2 separate regions of the Mus musculus genome follow, and region 2 is linked to region 1. The links are chromatin loops, found by intact Hi-C in ENCODE. Cell type or tissue: gastrocnemius. All regions are shown on one strand. Each heading gives the region's core, and the rest is flanking DNA. Links, peaks and the distances in the headings are about the cores only.

Evidence for each region. Peaks named below come from ENCODE experiments on the same cell type or tissue, not always from the same donor. Only the 100,000 strongest peaks of a DNase experiment are listed, where the experiment ranks them.
Region 2: a loop joins it to region 1, with 3 times the contacts of the local background. A loop is called at or near these places in 11 of 42 quality-filtered maps.

What each region holds. Positions count from the first base shown.
Region 1 is chr12:36,710,403-36,718,083 of GRCm38, reverse strand. No RefSeq gene overlaps it. Among named protein-coding and RNA genes, the nearest start is that of Mir5099, 100 kb to the left of the region's middle. In gastrocnemius, for the core only: a CTCF peak has its summit at 3,928 (motif pointing left); a DNase peak (open chromatin) is centred at 3,968; H3K4me3 peaks cover 1,430 bases; H3K27ac peaks cover 1,738 bases.
Region 2 is chr12:37,180,733-37,188,413 of GRCm38, reverse strand. No RefSeq gene overlaps it. Among named protein-coding and RNA genes, the nearest start is that of Agmo, 57 kb to the left of the region's middle. In gastrocnemius, for the core only: a CTCF peak has its summit at 4,525 (motif pointing right); a DNase peak (open chromatin) is centred at 4,532.

The DNA of each region.
Region 1 (7,681 bases), core at 2,906-5,405:
GCCTCCTAATCTGCCAAATTAAATGCTAAATCAGGAGCAATGGCCTACAATTAGCTTTTCAATTAAAATGTACAGTTCAAAGTTGACTCCAGAGTGAGTAATTGCTTTTGAAAACCGCAACCAGCAGGCAGCTACAAGATTGTTACAACAGTTTATTTAACCTCAAAACATATGATCAATTTTATTATCTCAGCAAAAGGGAGATATCCTGGAGAGTGGTATTTTAAATATACTACACACTCTACATGCTGGAGAAAGAGCTGAAATTCTTCAACACCATAAATATCCTTTTGCCATCGCCTTGCTGAGAAAACAAACTCAAATTACACTTTCTTCATCCTGAACTCAGCGGAGCCCAAGCACTCACTGACATTCAGCAGGGGTAAAAGCCTGCGGAGGAGTTGAGGAACTTTGCAAAATTGTAAGGTTTAAAAACTTTCAAACATCCGGCTGTGACGTTTGGGGTTTGTGTTAATTCCAATGGAGAGGCAGGAGAGAGACTGCCAACCTTTCCAAAGCAAAAAGAATCCCATTTCCAGAATCCTGCTTCTGTTCTGCTGATCTGACTCTGAAATCCCTTATACAGCCAGCCACAGCAAGGAAGATGTAAGACCCGGTGTAATGTAACTGTAATAAAGGACCTTGCAACTTCTGTTTCCACCTTCCTGATCCTTATGTTATATACCTCTATGCCCACTCCCACCCACATCTTCCTCAGAGTGGACGCCTTGGGTTAAACTCGCTCAGGAACTCTTGAACTCCTGTTAGATTTCAACACCATTCCCTACATTCATTAAATGGATGCTCTTCAGCGGGTTATTAAACTTCTCTGTGACCCCTTTTCCACATCTCCAACCTCATAGCTTTGTTTTTGCAGGTTACATGATCTTGAGAAAAGTTCTCAGACCATGCATGCCTGGAGCACAGGAAGTGTTTTAACACATTCTCTCTGAAATCTGTATTTCCCCTGTGATATCTTGGCCAGTCTTGGCCAGACAGCAATGATACCATCTCTCAGGCTGGACTTGCACACTGTGAAGCTGGTATACCCCGACACCACCTGCAATGGTTCACACAGCTGGTCGGTTCCTATGTCTTTAATTTGAGGTCGTGTTATGGGGAGCTTTAATGAACTTTTCATTTTTGCAGAAATTTTAGCTCTGAATAGTGCCCCAGTGGACACTATGTATAAGCACTCATATCTATAGTTCCTAATAAATTATTCAATGCCACAAAAGTATATGCTGGATACTAACTCCAGCTCCAATTAGCTCACTTGAAGGCTGTTCATGGCATCTTTTCTGCCTGTTTTAATGGCCTTAAAGGAAAAAGGAGGAAGAAAGAAGAGTGAGATAGAGAGACAAAGAAAGAGACCGAGTAGACAGAGAGAGCAAGGAAGCACTTCCATAAATAAGACAGTGTAGAAACTGCTTTCAGGGGGAAAACAAACAAACAAACAAACGCTTCAGCATCACAAGAGCGCTCGGAACACCAGCTACATGCCTTTCTGTTTTGGTTCCTGCTGCTTTTGGTGTTTATCCCCCAGTCACATTAATTTCCCCCTAGAACGATACTAATGTACTAATACATTTCTCTGTATTCTTGTATAGTGTGTAGTGTTTGGTATGCTTTTAAGTATATTTGCATTTAAACCAGTCATATTATCACTCTGTGTTCCCATTAAATTGCTACTGAACCACTCAATGCTGGCCTTTAATCAACAACAAAACTGACGATATATGGGAGATGATCCCATATTTGGTCAGTGTGATCTGAATCCAACAGAGATTCAATCAACCAGTGAGAGAAGTTTTGCTACTCTTCCAGTCCTACGGGAAAGAGTTTTCTACTTGAGCTGTCCAGTTCGATGGTGGTCTTTCACTTTCTGGTGAATACGCTTCCAGATAAATAGCATTTTATGTTTTGAAATCTTATTTTTGGCAACCAACATGTTTGATGGATTTTAAAAAACAAAACAAATCAACAACAACAACAAAAAAAAAAAAACCAAACAAACATCTTTCAGAAGCCCAGAGCAGCAGAAAATACAGACCCCTGAAAACCTTTGTAGAAACAGGCAAGCCATAAGTCAAAAGTGAAGAGCAAGCTAGGCGTGACTTCAGTATCTACAGGATTTTATTCATGAAAATGTAGGAAATGCATCAGATTCCAAAGATATTTACTTACACGTCTGCACTGAAAGAACTGTTTAATAAACAAATGCTGGAAGTGATTGAAATTCCCAGAATGAGAGAAGGGAGCTAATGAATATGGGGTTCACACAGCTATAACCAGTGAGATAATTCTGGGCACTGGTGGAAAGGCATCTTTAAAACGTATTGCCAGTGGAACGGCAAATCTATTTTTCACATGATTCCACTTTTGTTAAGAAACACCGAAGAAATGCACAAACATAATAACTTTCATATGTATAGAATGGTACATGCTGGAGAGTGTCCCTAAAGATCCAAACTGCGTAAAAGGATCACACAGCCAAAGGGTAGAAGGGAAATGACTGATATTTTCATTTTTGTCCAGTATCATTACGTGTGGCAGCTGTTTACAGCCAGTTTGTATTAGCTCCACATTAAATTTTCCCAAGTTCAAATAAAATAAAAAACAAAAATGGATAATCTGATCTTTGAGGCAAGTGGGAGATACAGTTTTGCTCATGGGTGAAGCTGAATATCATACAGAGAAAGGGAGGTAGAGGTGAGAGAGGGGGAAAAGGGAAATCCCAGAATTAGCCATACGCCCAAATCACCTATTAAGCATGAATGTCACCTCAAGAAAGCTGCCTCGAAGATTCATGGTTTGTGGTATATCTGTGTGTCTTTCTGACTGTGTAGCAGAAGAAAGTGACAAATAAATAAAAGAGACAATTTGAGTGAAATTCGAGAGCGCAAGGCAAAAGTTGTTTATAGCTATAGATAATTACTCAGGGAAACTGGGAAGAAAACTTTCAAATGCTTTAAAATAGTTAAAAGATTTTTTAAAAAAATGCTTTCATTATTGAAATTAAGTTTGAGATAATCACAATTCACAATAATTACCCTTTTCCAAAATAAGAATTAGTTAAAATTTAAGAATTAGTGTCACTCAAAACTTAATATTTTACTATATAAGGAGCTAATATCTCAATTTTCAATATTTTTATTTATATTTTCAAATGTTGTGTTTTAACATTTCAAGCTGGATTACATACATTATTTTTTCATTTTTCTTCAAATAGTCGAACCTAAAAACTCAATACAAAACAAAATTTGAGCATTTTTTGCAGGATTTGAACATTTTAAAAGAAGTGATTTCTGGAAGCAGGGAAGAATATATAAAATGGTAACGGGAACATGAAAAACAGTTCAAACGTAGGCCCGTCATCCTGCAACTGAAATTTTTGCCATTGAAAACAAACGCCCATTTTCATTTTTCTATGTAAGTAAGCAGACAATTTTAGTTTTGAACGTTCAACCTTTGGCTTTATTTCAGCATGGTCCAGACATCTGCCTAGTGGAGTCCTTTACCTTAAATGCCTGGGCAAAATGTAACAAAATGTAGCAGATACACACAACAGCAGATACATACAACAGTTACATCCAGGGCAAATAAAACAGAGGACGAGACCACGGGAAGTTTGGGGAAGCCCATGCTGTCCAGGGTGTTTTGCCCTGTTAAGTTCAAATAATTCGTCTGGATCCCATTTCTCCAGAGCAGTTTTACTTCCTGAACGTTTCACGTATTAAAATGTGGATGTAGTAATGTTATATGCTGCGCTGGTCTTTGTTTGCTTATAGGAGTAATCGATGAGATTTGGACGAGAAAACATCGGAGAAAATGTTAAATAAGGTCTGGGATGTGCACTTGTGGCTTGCTTTCCCCCCTCCTGGAAGCAGCCGGGGAACACACCAAGATTTATGGTGCTCGGCTCCCTCTAGTGGGCAGTTTTATCTTATTTTTTATTTTTATTTTTTTATAAGATATTTTCTCTATTTACATTTTAAATGTTTTCCCCTTTTCTCGTTTCCCCTCCGAAAACCCCCATCTCGTCCCCGCTGCCCCTGCTCACCAACCCACCCATTCCTGTTTCTCTGCCCTGGCATTCCCCTACACTAGGGGCATCGAGCCTTTTCAGAACCAAGGGCCTCTCCTCCCATTGATGTCCAACAAGGCTGTCCTCTGCTACATAGGCAGCTGGAGCCATGGGTCTGTTCCTCCAAGTGTACTCTTTGATTGTACTAGCTCTCTAGTCCCTGAGAGCTCTGGGTATAATGGTTGGTTCATATTGTTGTTTCTTCTATGGGGCTGCAAACCCCTCAGCTCCTTGGTTCCTTTCTCTAGCTCCTCCATGGGGGACCCTGTGCTCAGTCCATTGTTGGTTGAGAGCATCCACCTCTGTATTTGTCAAGCACTGGCAGAGCCTCTCAGTAGACAACTATATCAGGCTCCTGTCAGCAAGCACTTGTTGGCATCCACAATAGTGTCTGGGTTTGGTGACTATATATGAAATGGATCCCCAGGTGGGGCAGTCTCTGGATGGCCTTTCCTTCAGTCTCTGATCCACACTTTGAATCTCCTCCAGTGTTTTTAAATGGATGATTCTACAGCTGCCTGGCTGGCTGGTGCAGACTGCAGGTGAGAAGTCAGAGTGGACCTGCCTGCTCCGGATGCAGGGACTTCCCAGTCCATCTGCTCATGTCTTACCTGTTTTGCAATATCAAGGAAGCTAGTTCCAAACTAGAAATAACTAGGGCTAAGAAATTTTGTCTGAACAAAATGAAAATTCCCACTGTGCTCATACTTCTTGGAGCCCTTGAAGAACCTTGTCAGACCATAATTCCTTCAACAGCATATCCACCCTTCCACTAGGTGTAGGAAGTCGGTTGCTATAGGAACAACAAACAGATGAATCAAACATACATGAGTAGCATGCAATTTCAAAATGTATTGTTTCAGTGGGGTAAAACGCTTAGAAGATATTATTAATAATCCATGAAATTACAAGTATAAAGTAGTTATTCTTTGCAATTATACAGTGACATTGATCATAAATATAAATCTGAATACTGTGCCCAGTAGCTCACAATTTAGGCAGATAAATATGCTCAGATGTTATTTTATTTGAGTTTTGAAAACTAATTTTTTTCAATTTGTACAAGCTTACATAATTTCTACTATACAGGAGATTAGTGCAATGTGCTTTTGTGGGCCCATGAAGAGTGGCAGTGGAACCTGGGTGAAGCTAAAATAATCTCAAAGAATTGACAGAACATCTTCTGAAAGTTGAAGCAAAAATAAGCGCACAATGTAGCATGTTTGGTCACATTAAAGTGTCATTCGCCAGATGCTAAAATTTATCTTTCCAACTAAAAGTAGTCCATATGGTAAACTACACTTAAGCAGTGCACCCAAAAAATTATGTGTTGAAAACTTAATCTTCAATGTAAGCTTTGGGAGTAGGGCCTAAGATGCTGGGGTCAAGAAGGCTTTCCTCTTATGGATGGGTTCCTCTGCATTGCACAAAGGCTGAAAATAAGTTTACCCCCTAGCCCTCTTTTTATACTGTTCTTACCCAAGGGATGAAAGAGAAGTTCCCTGGTAGTTTTTGTCCATTGATTTTGGACTTTCCAGACTCCTCAGCAAGAAACAAGTTCCTTTGTTCCTTCCTTAGGGCCCCCTTTTTAGTTCCCAACATCCATCTTTCCTTCCTTCCTTCCTTCCTTCCTTCCTTCCTTCCTTCCTTCCTTCCTTCCTTCCTTCTTTTCTTCCTTCTTTCCTTCCTTTCTTCCTTCCTTCCTTCTTTCCTTCCTTCCTCCCTCTTTTCTTCCTCCACTCTCGTCTTCCCTTTCCCCTCCCCCTCCTTCTGTTTTCTCTTATCCCACTCTGACTTTTCTACCATTTGTGCCATAACAACACAAACCAGGTGATGCAGAAACAAAGAATTTACCGAATTACCTAGTGGCAGCCTCCTTCCTGATTTCTTTTGTCCCTTTCGGCTAGGTCCCAAGGGCTAGCAGCCCTGACTAAATTCTACGATGGGAAAATGATCAGATCTAGCCATCATGCATATTGAGGAAGAGCTAAAGAATACACTGCAGTAAGAATCCAGGTTACAACTGGGTTATCCCACAGAACCAAAGCTGGACCTATGTGACAATACTATGTCTCTGTGCATTATAAAGACATGCATGCAGAAAGACATAGTATTCAGCCTTAAAAAGGAGATTACACCATTAAACAACATGGATAAACCTGGAAGACATTGTACTAAGTGTAATAACCCAAACATAGGAAAACAAAAACTTCATGTCCTCACTTAAATATGGAGTCTAGAAACTGTTGAACTCACAAAATCAGATAGCAGAAGGCTGTTTACCAGTAGCTGTCTTTGATAGGGTATAAGCTTGAAGTTATGTCGTGAATAAATTCCAATATATACCCTGGCAATGCTGCTGATAAAAATGTATGCTTGTGTGAAAATTTTCCATCTCTCCTTCTCTCTCTCTCTCTCTCTCTCTCTCTCTCTCTCTCTCTCTACCTCTCTCCCTCCCTCCCTCCCTCCCTCCCTCCCCCTTCTTTCCATCTCATATGCATTTGCACAAATATACACACTCATATACATATGTGCATACAAACATACACACATACACACACACTTTGAGTGTGTGAGGGAACAGTTCTTTTTCCCTTTTTATTGAAAATAATTTTTTTCTTCACATAATATATTATGATTACAGTTTTTCCTCCTTTTATTCCTTGTAGATCCTGCTCACCTCCACTCCCATCTGAATACACCCCCTTTTCTGTCTCTCTCTAGAAAACAGAGTTCTAAGGAACACAAGATAAGGTGCAAGAAACACCTTTAAGGTGTTTCTCAGGAAGCAGAAGTGGAAGCTCTATAAATTTGAGGCCACCTTTGTTTACATGGTGAGTTCTTGGACCAGTCCCACTCTATAGTGAGACCCTGTGTTTAAAAGGACGGATAGAAGTAAGGAGAGAAGGAAGGGAGAAAGGAAGAAAGAGAAGGGGAGAAAGGGAGGGAGGGAGGAAGGAAAGAAGGAAGGAAGGCATGCAATTATTTTCCCACCTGGAAGAGAAATTTAAATCCCTGAGCTCAACACAGAGCTACAATGGAGAATTCACTAAAATCCTGCTTTCTACTTCCATCACTTAGTATTTAAAGATCTCCTCAGGGATCACCAAATGCACTGATGTCACAGGAAGAAAAGGAAGCAAAACAACTTCCTCCTGGATTCATGCGACCAACAGCAAGCCAAATTTTCTGTTTTTCATTTCTCTCCCAGTACCTTCCATCTGCATGTAATGTGTGGTAACTGGCCAACTTGCAATCTGTCTGTTTGCCTCTGACTGATGTCTGAATGTGTGTGCACCTGAATCTGTGTCTCTGTGTGTGTGTGTGTGTGTGTGTGTGTGTGTGTGTACATATGCATATGCCTGTGCGTGTATACATGTGTGTGCACGTGTGCCTGTGACTGTAGTTGTGGCTGTGACTGGCTCTAACAAAGAGGTTTGCTCTCTATTTGTTGGACATTAGAGAGAACATGATATGAAAAAAAAAGTTAAGGATTCTCCACAGAAATACTTAAGAGGTTTCTTGTAATGTCTGTGGATATTTTGCCTGCATGTATATCTGTACCCCACAAGCATTCCTGGTGCTCACAGAGGC
Region 2 (7,681 bases), core at 3,145-5,644, 470 kb before region 1:
GAGCAAAAATTTCCTTCTTAGAGATATGGAAACCTAAACACGGCGGAAAAGCATTTGCATGCATTTGGTGGGTGATCACTGCAAGCAACCAGCAACCAGACCAGGAAGCTCCAAAAAAAAAAAAAAAAAAAAGGTGACTAGACTCAGCGGTCAAGGTCAGGAGTCAGGAGGAAGCATTGGTGACTTGGTTGTTGTATCCAGAATAGTTTCCCATTTAATTAAATGCTGGGTATGTCATCAAACTGTAGTATATACCCTGTTTTAAAAAAATGGGATTTATTGTAATCCATGATAGTGTTTGTGGAAATCAGAAGAAGGCCATGATATAGCTTTATAAAAATAAAAATGAAAGCATCACTATAGATTTCAACCATTATTTGGGAGTTTTACATTTAAAAAAAATTTCCACAAACCTCTCATTAACTAGTATAATTCACGTTTTAGGGTGAGCTGTCTTTCCTTAGTACTTGATGGTAACTTATTACATATAACAGCATAAGAAAAGAAAACAGAGAAGGCATTATTTTCTTGTGCTAAGACTCCTTAGGTAGTTTGCAAAGGACCTTCGAGTTCTGTCTTCTAAACCATGGAACCACCTGGAAATCCCAGTGCTCTTTAGAAAAGAGTCAGTTTGTTTTTATAGGTGTTTGATGCAGTTATTTTTATAGGTGGATCTATTTTTAATTACAGATGAAATTGATCTAATTTTAAATATGTTCATAAAATATTTTGATCATAATTGTTTTAAAATTTTATATGAACAGTTTATTTTAAGGAAAATAAGATAAAATTATAGCACTCCAATTCTTTTTAAGAAGAATTGTCATTTATGTGTGTGTGTACATATATGTGCTTGTATGTAAAAATGTATTCTCTTTATCATGGAGGACGGAAGAAGGTGTTGTTTCCCATACTGTTGGAATTGAAGGAAGTTTTATAGTGCTCAATGTTGGTGTTGGGAATTGAACTTGGTTCTTTTGCAAGAGCAGAAATTACTTGTAACCCCTAGCCATCCCTCTGGCTCCTAGTACTCAAATTCTTAAATTAATTACTTATTACCGAGAAAAATTTTATGTGAGCATATAACATTTGTATAGCAGTCTAATGAGCATTTATATAAATGCATTGAATAAATGAAATAGTAATGAATTAAAAAGCTTAGCTTGAAATGAAAATACAAATGATGAAAAGCCCTGGTTTCTTTACAGTAGCTTGAATTTTTTGTGGCATAAAAGTACTGAGAATTGAATGTTGAAGAGAAAAATGTCATTGGACAGTTATAACTTCATCACTGTGTGCAGTGCCAAAAGTGAGTTTAACTACCTTTTCCCAGCACTCAGGGAACTAAACAAGTAGAACCAGAGTAAGCAATATGAGCAACCATTCTAACTCAAGTCTTTTCAGGTAATTGAATATGATATACAAATCATATAGCCTGACAACTGAGCAGAGAACCAAACAGAAGCAGTTCATTGGGATGGGAAGGCTAGAAGTGACTGTTAGCTAATTACTAACATAAATATGTAAAGACATCATAGCAAATTTAAAGCAAAATCATTTGGAAATTTTCCTTGATTTATTAGCTTGATAATATCAAAATAAAACATATACAAACATATGGTCTTTCAAGGGTGTAAGTATCAAATATTTAAATTTTACATCCCCCCTTCATGAGAAAAGTGTTGGACAGATCAGGTATGTAAGGTACATTATTAAACATAATAGAATCAATGTACAACAAGCTGATAGCTCATATCAAATAAAACTGGAAGAAATTAAAATTCCACTAAAACCAGAACTAAGACTGTCCACTCTTACCATATCTATGCAATAGAGTACTTGAAGTTCTAGCAAAGTAATAAGACAACTAGAGCAGATAAAGTATAATCAAATTAAAAATGAAGAACCCAAACAAAGTATTGTTATTTATAGATAATGTGGTTTTATACATTTCACCCCAAAAATTCTACCAGAGAACTTCTACAGCTGATAAACATCTTCAGCAAAGTTATTGGACACAAGATTAAATTTAAAAGAAAAAATAGTCCTCTTATATGTATGTGGGAAGCCACATGTGCCGTTGCAGGGTGGCGTTGGTTACCACCACGCATACATAGGCAGTAAAGTTTTTTTTTTTTTTTTTTTGCCAAGATGAGGTTTTGAGAATTAACCAATCAGATGAGAGACAAGTTAACCAATCAGTTGAGAGATAAGTTAACCAATCAGATGAGAGACAAGTTAACCAATCAGATGAGAGAGAATTTAACCAATCAGATGAGAGAGAAGTCAACCAATCAGATGTAGGCATGCAAATGAGGTACTAAGCATAACCCATGCATAACCAATCTGGGTGTGAGACATGCCTCTCTTAGGCCTATATAAGCAGCACCAGTTCTGGGCTTGAGGTCTCTTTGCCTCTGCAATCAAGTTCTCCCAATAAACGTGTGGGGAAGGATCCTGTTGCAGCGTCTTTCTTGCTGGCGAGTCAGGGCGTGCGCAAAATATATAAACCAGAAAGAGGCTGAGTCAGAAATTATGGAACTGACAGTTTTCTCATAACCACAAATTATACAAACCAATCAAGCAAGTAAAAGACCAGTATCATAAAAACATCACATCTTTGAAAATATGAATAAGATATCAGAGGATGAGAAATATCTTCCATGCTCATGGATTGGCAGAATTCACATAGTAAAAATGGCCATCTAACCAAAAGGAATCTACAGATTCAATGTAATTCCCATAAATCTTATAGACTTTGATAGAACAATACTCAACTTTATATGGAAAAAAAAACCCAGGATAGCTAAAATAATACAATAAAGAAACTTCTGGAGGTACCACTATTTCTGACTTCAAGCTATACTACAAAGCAATAGTAAAAATGCTGCATGGTATTGGCATAATAACAGACAAGTTGGTCAATGCAATAGAATCAAAGACCCAGGAATAAACACACACAACTATTGACACTTGGTTTTGCACAAAGAAGCCAAAACCATATAATGGGAAGCAGGAAACCATTTTCAACAGATGATGCTGGTCTAACTTGATGTGTGCATGTAGAAAAATGTGTATAGATCCATATCTATTGCCTTGCACAAAACTTAAGTCCATGTGGACCAAAGACCTGAACATAAAACCAGATACAGTAAACCTGATAGACAAGAAAGTGGGGAAAGCCTTTAATACATTTTCACATGTAACAACTTCCTGAACAGAACATAGTGTAAGCACTAAGATCAACAACTAATAAGTGAGACCTCATGAAACTGAAAATCTTCTGCAAGGAAAATGACAAATGGCAGCCTATCGAACTGGAAAAGATTTTAACCAACTCTATGCATGACAGTGGGGCTGATTTTCAAAATATATAAAGAACACAAGAACTAGACATCGACAAACCAAACAATACAATTAAAAGTGGGGGATAAAAATGTAAATACATAGTTCTCAACAGATGAATGTCAAATAGCTGAGAAACACATGAAGACATGTTCACCATCCTTAGCCATCAGGGAAATGTAAATCAAAATGGCTCTGAGATTCTATCTTACAGCTGTCAGAATTACTAATTTTATATATATATCACTATTGACAGCTTGTGCTGTAGGGATTTTTAGCAAGGAGGAACTCTCCTTCGTTGCTGGTGGGAGTGCAAACTTCTATAGTCTTTTTGGAAAATCAATATGGCAATTTCACAGAAAATTAGGAACTGATCTACCTCAAGACCCAGCTATACCACTCCTGAGCATATACTTAAAACATGTTCCATCCTACCACAAGGATACTTGCTAAACTATGAGCTTAGCAGTTTTATTCCTAATAGCCAGAAACTGGAAACAAACTATATGTCCCCCAACTGGAGAATGCATAAAGAAAAAGTGGTACATTTACAAAATGGAGTATTACTCTACTCTTAAAAAAATGAAATTTGCAGGCAAATGGATGAAATTAGAAAAAACTCATCCCCAGTGAGGTAATCCAAACCCAGAAAGACAAACATTGTGTGTACTCACTGGTCAGTGGATATTAACTACAATATAAAGTATAATAATGCTACAGTCTATGGAAGCAGAGAGGCTAAGTAACAGGAAGAACTCAAGGAGGGTGCATAGATCTCTCTGGGAGGGTGGAATAGAATAGATATCACATAGATATTATGAGTGGATGGGGTTAGGTGGAAAGAGAAAAATCAAGGAGCAGTTAAATGAAGATAAAGAATGATGAGAGAGATGCCTGGAATTGGAAGACCATTCCAAAGCAAGTTAGAAGCCCAGGGCAACAAAAACTCCCAGGGTTTTATTAGGTGGCCATAGCTATTAATCCTAGTAATGGGGTATACAGAGCCTGAATAAGCCATTCCTCATAACCAGGCAAGACTTTCAGTGCAGTTGCTGGGACACCAATCCACCCACAAAAACTTCCACCTGAAATATGTCCTGCCAGCATGAGGTGCTGGGGAAAGGTGGCAGAGAAACTGAGTGGCAATTTAATGACTGGTCCAGATTGAGACCAATGCCACAAGAGGGAGCCAGTTCCTGACACTGCCTGGTGAACCAGAACACAGAGGCATGATTGCCCTGAGACCTAGGATAGAACCAAATACAAATATGCCTGGGAACCAAAAAAAGAAAAAGAAAAAGAGGAAAGAAAGAAAAAAGAGAAGAGAAGAGAAGAGAAAAGAGAAGAGAAGAGAAGAGAAGAGAAGAGAAGAGAAGAGAAGAGAAGAGAAGAGAAGAGAAGAGAAGAGGAAAAGAAAAGAAAAGAAAAGAAAAGAAAAGAAAAGAAAAGAAAAGAAAAGAAAAGAAAAGAAAAGAAAAGAAAAGAAAAAACTTACTTTTATATACTGGAGGGTGCCATAATCACAATCAGAAAGACTCTATCCAGAAACAGATGCAGAAACCAACAGTCACATATAAGGTGAGAGTCAGTGAATCATGTAGAAGAAGGGAAGGAAGGATTTTAGAAGCCAGAAGTGTCAAGGATACCACAAGAAAAAACCCACAGCATCAGCCTACCTGGACTCATCAGGGCCTTTTCCATTCTAGATATGAGGATAGGTACCTAGTCTTATTAAACTTGATTTGGTTTGGTTGATATCCTTGGCATGCCTACTCTTCTCTGGGGGGAAATGGAGAAGAAGTCATTGGGAAGGGACTGGAAAGAGAGGCGGGAGGAGAGGCTGTGTTTAAGATGTAATATATGAAAGAATAAATTAATTTTAAAAACTTTAAATTGACAAAAATAAAATAAATATTGTTTTCAATATTAAGGTGTATATTTTGAAATTCAGAAGCCAGAATGTTTATAAGGGACAGATAATTTTCTAATTTTTCCTACTCAGATTTTATTATAGCAATAATTTTTATATACTAGAAATTTTTCATTAAATGATGAATTTTATTATCAAGATTGATATCTATATGCCTGCTTTCTCATCTTTCTAAAACATAATGTTTTGGGTAATAGTACAGTTTAACCTCACACTCTTAGTTATGTCTGCTTGCACTGCAATCAAGGAAAGATTACCACAAGATACTTACCAAGTGTCTTTTTAGTTTTTCCAATCTACAATTCAGTGTTTTCTCAGCTGCAGAGGTATTGCTCAGAGGACAGAACACAGACTTTGTCAACATTTTCTCTATTTTTTAATCACTAATCCAATCTATTAGACCATATATACATATATTTGGCCATGAAATATTCCATACTCTAATGCAGGAAAAGTCAAATAAAAGTGGATTCTACACTAAAAAAAATGAAAGTCAATAACAAGTATTAATAGCTCAGCTAAAATAACAGTTCGTATCCAACATTTAATCAACTCAAGCAAGTCATAATTTATTTAAAACCTATATCCACCAAATTAAAAAACCTATAATAAATTATTTCATCTACTAGTATGTTAAAAAGAGGTGTACATAATTTCAAGAAAATATAAGCACATCTAAGCTCTATGATTACCTTTAAATTTAAAGAAAATATGTATGTTCATCCCTAGACTTATATTTACAAAGGAGAAATTATGTTACCCTGAATATAAGAATGCTGTAGATTAACCTACTCCATACCAAGAGATATAGCAGTTATACTATGAAGTCATTGTGATAAAATGACATATGAAACATTTTCTTATATGAAAATTGTCTCTAGAAAACAAACTGTATTTTGTCAAGATATTACTGAATATTTTGTAATGTTAAAAGAAGTTTTTCTGGATTTTTTTTATTATGGATTGAAATTAGACTTGAGTAAAACAAGGTCAGCTTTTTAAAAGAGTAATAAGATATATAAGGCATATGTTTAAAGTATTTTAAAGCAACTTAACTGTCAAAGTATAATTATAAAATGCATGATAGAAATAGATAATAGAAAATAGTTTAGAGGTCAGGTGGGGTGGAGAATGGGGGTGGGGACATCCTCACTGAGACAGGGGAGTGGGGAGGAATTATGGGGTGTGGAACAGTCAGAGGGTGGACTGGGGGTGGGGATAAAATCTGGAGTGTAAAAAAATAATAAAAAAGAAAATCACAAACACAAAGAAAAAGGAAAGTTTAAAAATTAAATTAACATTTTCTAGTGCCTCATTATTTAGTAAGGCAATCATTTTTCTTTTTCACTTTTATTTTTTTGTTCACTTTGTTTAACTGCATTCGGTAAGAGCTGAAAAAAAAATGTTCAAATTGTCGAGAGAAAAAAAAAGATTATTTTGTTACCCCAGCTATTGTTGGACAAAAATAATGTAAATAAAATTAACTTAAAAACCCATGTTCATAATGGCATTTGGGATCAAATCTGCAGAAATCTCTGAGTAACTTTGGGAAGTAAAAACTAATTGGAGTCATGTTGATGGCTTGCAGAAACTATGCAGTATTCATTCCTTCATTCCTCTGAGCCCTGCTGGGAAATCACCCTGATCATCACACCTAAATGTCATTTCTAGAGGAAAGTGTATTTATTCTGACTCATGGGCTCTGAGAAGGAATTACATGAGAATCCAGGGCAGTATGTAATAAAATATCATATCATGAAGAAGAAATCTATCTATCTATCTATCTATCTATCTATCTATCTATCTATCTATCTATCTACCCATCCATCCATTTATCTATCTATTCATCTATCCATCCATCCTTTCCACAATCCCTTTTATCTTGATCATTAACAGGTCTGGAAGATCTTAGTTGATATTTCACAATACTTTAATTTTCCTAAAATATTTAAATTCCAGGAAAAGAACGAAGTCTATATGGTTTATGCATCATTTTCAAGGTAGGCAAATACTAAGATACTGAAAAATATACTAAGTTCCAATTATTGTCTGGGGGGGGCATGTAGCTCAATATTAGGGAATTTATGTACCTTATAGACAGTACTGAATTTGATACTCAGCAATTGACTTCTGTCTCCAGTGGATCATTTGAATCCATGTCAACAACTTGTCCTTTTGATCAACATATGACCTTCCCTACTTGCTTCTGTGGAATCAATTTTTCATTTTAGGATTATTCACAGGGAAGTATATTCCATCCTACTCTTGCCTCATTTCATTTGTGAATATCTTGTGTATGTAGAATAATTACCATTATAATGATTGTATTGGTCATAATAAGCTCTAAGTCTGATTTATAAGTGTTTTAGTTTCACAACAAACCTTATTGCTCTCTTTGGTTACGTC